2 separate regions of the Homo sapiens genome follow, and region 1 is linked to region 2. A link is an interaction called in ENCODE POLR2A ChIA-PET data of the cell type or tissue named here. Cell type or tissue: endothelial cell of umbilical vein. All regions are shown on one strand. Region 1 overlaps CAMK1D (calcium/calmodulin dependent protein kinase ID). Region 2 overlaps CDC123 (cell division cycle 123).

What was found. Peaks named below come from ENCODE experiments on the same cell type or tissue, not always from the same donor. Only the 100,000 strongest peaks of a DNase experiment are listed, where the experiment ranks them.
Region 1: POLR2A ChIA-PET joins it to region 2 with 5 read pairs; 2 of 35 experiments call an interaction of 5 or more read pairs at or near these places.

Annotation. Positions count from the first base shown.
Region 1 is chr10:12,671,995-12,674,494 of GRCh38, reverse strand. The region is part of intron 3 of CAMK1D (calcium/calmodulin dependent protein kinase ID); the gene reads right to left. Among named protein-coding and RNA genes, the nearest start is that of MIR4481, 20 kb to the right of the region's middle. In endothelial cell of umbilical vein, no CTCF peak of the experiment used is centred here; no DNase peak of the experiment used is centred here.
Region 2 is chr10:12,233,856-12,236,355 of GRCh38, reverse strand. It overlaps CDC123 (cell division cycle 123), which reads right to left. Exons shown (of 13, transcript NM_006023.3): 8 at 1,233-1,308. Among named protein-coding and RNA genes, the nearest start is that of CDC123, 39 kb to the right of the region's middle. In endothelial cell of umbilical vein, no CTCF peak of the experiment used is centred here; a DNase peak (open chromatin) is centred at 985; H3K27ac peaks cover 895 bases.

The sequences.
Region 1 (2,500 bases), 440 kb before region 2:
GAAATAGCAATTAGACAGGTAATAATATTAAGGTGCTGAGCATCCCCTGTTGTATCTCAGTGCCCACGATGCTGTTTCCTAGGAAACTAAAACTTTCCGAGGCACAAACATTGTAAAATACAGTCCTCCAAAATGTTGTGTTTTAGATCCTCCTCATATATTTAGAAGCTAAAGACTTTCTTAGCTCTTTAGTCAAACAAAAACAAAATAAAAACAAAAACTCTTTCCACTTTCTCACTGACCCAGACAGAAAAGATGGGGGCCAGGAGCAGTGGCTCACATATCCCAACACTTTGGGAGACTGGGAGGATTGCTTGAGGTCAGGGGTTTGAGATCAGCCTGGACAACACAGCAAGACCCATCTCTACAAAAGTAAAAGTAATTAGCCAGGCATGGTGGCACATGCCTGCAGTCCCAGCTACTCAGGATGCTAAGGTGGAAGAATCGCTTGAGCCCAGGAGTTGGAGGCTGCAGTGATATATGATCACGCCAGTGCCCTCCAGCCTGGGTGACAGAGAGAGAGCCCAACTACTGAAAAAAAAATTTAATAAAAAAAGAAAAACAGATGGATTCTCAGGAGCGTAAACCACTGAGCCTTGCCAAACAAAAACAAAAAATACAACAACCAAAAATAATACAGGCTACAAAATCCTCAAACCAAACCACAGACTTTCCCAGTAGTGTTAATTCTGATATATCCAGGGCTTTCTGTCATTGCTTTTTTCTTTTTATACTCATTTGGATAACTAATGGAGGCAAAAAGGGAATAAGAGAGGCTAATTTGAATTTTCAAAATGTCTAACACAAAATATTTTAAGACATATTATTATGCTATTAAAATACACCTAATACTTAGAACTAAACTATCAAAGTTTTACCAAATAGGATTCCTTCAGGGACTAACTAGAATTAATGTAAATTTCAGACGACATGATTATTGAGATAGAAAATGGTAAGAAATCCACAAAACAACACTGGAACTAGTAAGTGAGTTTAGCAAGATCAGAGGCTAATGCACAAAAATCAATTATATTTTTATATGCTAGCAGCAGCAAGCAACTGGAAAAATGAAATAAAGATCCATTGAAAATAGAATAAAAAATATTTCAGAATAAATTGAACAAGTATATGAAGACCTACATCCTGAAAACTATAAAATGTCACTGAGAGCAATAAAAAACCTAAATAAAATGAAAACACTTACGTTTATTAATCAAAAGGCTACATGTTTTAAGCTGTCAATTGTCCTCAAATTGGTAAACAGATTCAACGTAAGCTCAAACAAAATTCCCACAAGCATTAAAAAAGGCAGCCGGGCACGGTGGCTCACACCTATAATCTTAGCACTTTGGGAGGCCGAGACAGGAGGATTGCCTGAGCTCAGGCATTCGAGACCAGCCTGGGCAAGATGGTGAAACCAAACCTGTACTCAACTATAGAAAATGACCTGGGCACCTGTAATCCCAGCTACTCAGGAGGCTGAGGCACAAGAATTGCTTGAACCCGGGAGGCGGAAGTTGCAGTGAGCCAATATCGTGCCACTGCATCAGAGCCTGGACAATAAAGCAAAACTCTGACTAAAAAAAAAAAAAAAAAAAGGCAAGCCTATTCTAAAACTTACATGAAAATACAAATACTCTAGAATAGCCAAAGCTATTTTAAGGAAAAAACAAATAAATAAAAAAACTAAAGTTGGAGAACTTACAACAAATGATGCTGAAAACTGGATAGCCCTATGACAAAAATGAATATTGTCATTACTTCATACTATATATATAAAATTAACCTGAAATTGATCATGAAATATACCTAGGTAGAAAAGCTGACCCGGCACAGTGGCTCACGTCTGTAATCCCAGCACCTTGGGAGGCTGAGGTGGGTGGATCACTTGAGGTCAGGAGTTCAGGACCAGCCTGGCCAACATGGTGAAACCCTGTCTCTACGAAAAATACAAAAAAATTATCTAGGCGTGGTGGTGCATGCCTGTAATCCCAGCTACTTGGGAAGCTGAGGCAGGAGACTCACTTGAACCCGGGAGGCAGAGGTTGCAGTGAGCCGAGATTGCACCACTGTACTCAGGCCTCGGCGACAGAGTGAGACACCATCTCAAAAAAAGAAGGCAAAAGCTAAAATTATGTAACGTCCAGAGGAAAACATTATTTGCATAGGTAAAGACTTTTAACACAGGACACAAAAAGCACAAGCCATTAAAAAAAATGAACATCATCCCCACTAAAACTTTCCTTATTCAAAAGGTACCATTAAGAATTAGGTGACAGTGGCCCGGCGAGGTGGCTCACGCTTGTAATCCCAGCATTTTGGGAGGCCGCGGCAGGCAGATCACGAGGTCAGGAGATCAAGACCATCCTGGCCAACATGGTGAAACCCCATCTCTACTAAAAATACAAAAAATTAGCCAGGCGTGGTGGCGGGTGCCTGTAGTCCCAGCTACTCGGGAGGCTGGGGCAGGAGAATGGCATGAACCGGAGAGGCACAGCTT
Region 2 (2,500 bases):
AACTGTTGGGATTACAGGTGTGAGCCACAGCACCTTGCCCATGGAAACAGTTATTTTCATTTAGTAAAATGGAAGGAATTCAAAGTCACAAAAAGTCTTGTTATGTAAAAAATTAAAGCAGCAATTCTAAACCTGCACACATAATCAACTGCTGCTGCTTTGCTTTCTTCCAAAGAGTCTCTGCAAATTGGTATTCTCTTCCACTTTCTTTGGGAAAATATCAAATATTCTTCAAGAGATGCCTGCCATATTCATACTGTATTGCATAGAAGCAGTCTATTTTTCTTGTTCATACATGCTACTTGGCCTTCACAGCCTGCTCTCGTTCAAGCCATGGAAAAGTAAACATTCCTTTTTTCAGAGTGACTTGCTGACAAGATTCCAAACACACTAACTGGACTATTACACAAACTCCCTGAATTTGCTCCAGTCCTAGGGAAAAGTTCTCTGCTCTGAAATACGGGCTTCCTATTCCTGAATCTTGTGCCAACAGGACCCCCCGCTTTAGAGTACTTACACTGCAGCTTCTTCAAGAATATCGAGCAATATGAGAAATGTGAACACCCCAACTTTCTTTCAGGTGGGTTCATACATTTCAACATCACATTCAATGCATCAATAGTGCTGATGTGATTGTATTCAAATTACACTTTTCTAGGTTGAAGATAAATTTTACTTCATGGAAAATATGCATTAACAAAATAAAGAACAAATTATCTTCAATATTTAAGTTAAATCAATCATAGCAAACAGAACAGTAACCTGAGAGGAAAGAAAATGGGTGACTTAGAAGAATACACTTACTTGTCCACATATTTTCTCTTGCTAGAATAATAAACAGTGCCCCAATAATAGAAATAAAGGTTCCAAAACTTGGCTTTTTATGACGCTTGAAATAAGCAGACTATTGCTAAGTACTGCTTAGGAAAATTCCATACACAGAGTTCCTGATTCCTAAATCAGGAACAGTGACAACCACCATTTTTATCTCTGGAATCCAGACAGCCATGATTATCTGACAATACCGTTTCCTGCGGCAAGTGACTCTGGGCTCAGGATTCCTGTCAACACAGCATTCCAGAGAGTCAGTATCAACTGGTTAGAGGTGGCATCTGAGATGAAAACAGATTGACATCCCTGTCCTAATTACTGGAAATTTACTTCCAACAAAAGCTTGTTTTCTTTTAAAGATGACTTTGAAGGATAAAACAAACAAACAAACAAAAACTCACCAATAAGCTTGTTTTCCTTGACAAAACATCGAAACTCAGCCCCAGGAATCAATTCACACCATTTTCGGAGAACGAGCTGTAAACAAAAGAAAAAATATTTAATATAACACACCTATGTGGTAAGGTCTACTAGGCAATTTTAGGTCAACACTGTATCTTAATGATTGCCATTATCAAATGGTTTTAAAAAAAGAGGCATATGACATTCTTGGCCGGGCATGATGGCACATGCCTGTCAGCTACTCAGAAGGCTGAGGCAGGAGAATCACTTGAACCCGGGAGGTGGAGGTTGCAGAGAGCCAAGATCACGCCATTGCACTTCAGCCTGGGAAACAAGAGCAAAACTCCATCTCAAAAAAAAAAAAAAAAAAAATTCTTCACATGAGATGTAGGGAATAGAGTTGTGATCTATTATTCTGATAACCACAGGAAAATTGTGCTAAAATTCTATGACAAAATGCATCCTTGTCACATAACTGCCATTTTGAGAGTTCTGACATACAAGCACACCACCAAGAATGTAGTCACAACTTTTCACCACAGTGCCATACGTTCATTCATATGTTCTGCACCCCTTGAGGAATATCAAATAATAAAGTAATTCCAGCCAGGTGCGGAGGCTCACGCCTATAACCCCAGCACTTTCGGAGACTGAGGCGGGCGATCACCTGAGGTCAGGAGTTCAAGATCAGCCTGGCCAACATGGTAAAACCCCGTCTCTACTAAAAGTACAAAAAAATGAGCCAGGCATGGTGGCGGGTGCCTGTAATCCCAGCTACTCAGGAGGCAGAGGTTGTAGAGAGCCCAGATCGCGCCATTGCGCTCCAACATGTGAAACCTCCTCTACTAAAAACACAAAAAATTAGCCAGGTGTGGTGGCAGGCACCTGTAGCCCCAGCTACTAAGGAGGCTGAGGCAGGAGAATCGCTTGAACCCAGGAAGCGGAGGTTGCAGTGAGCCGAGATTGCGCCACACTGCACTCCAGCCTGGGCGACAGAGCAAAACTCCATCTAAAAAATAAAATAAAATAAAATATAGTAAAATAAAATAATATAATTCTAAAGTTGTCTACCTTAAGTACCATGAGGTAATGCTTACTTTGATATAATTATTATTGAGGTTTGTCACAATGAATCACCAAAATAACTCTCTCACTATTTTCTCAATATTTTAGTCGATCAATTCTACCCTTGGCCTAAATCACAAATGGGTCTTATTACTGTAATTAATAATTATTTAATAGATATAAACTCTCATATACTAATAAG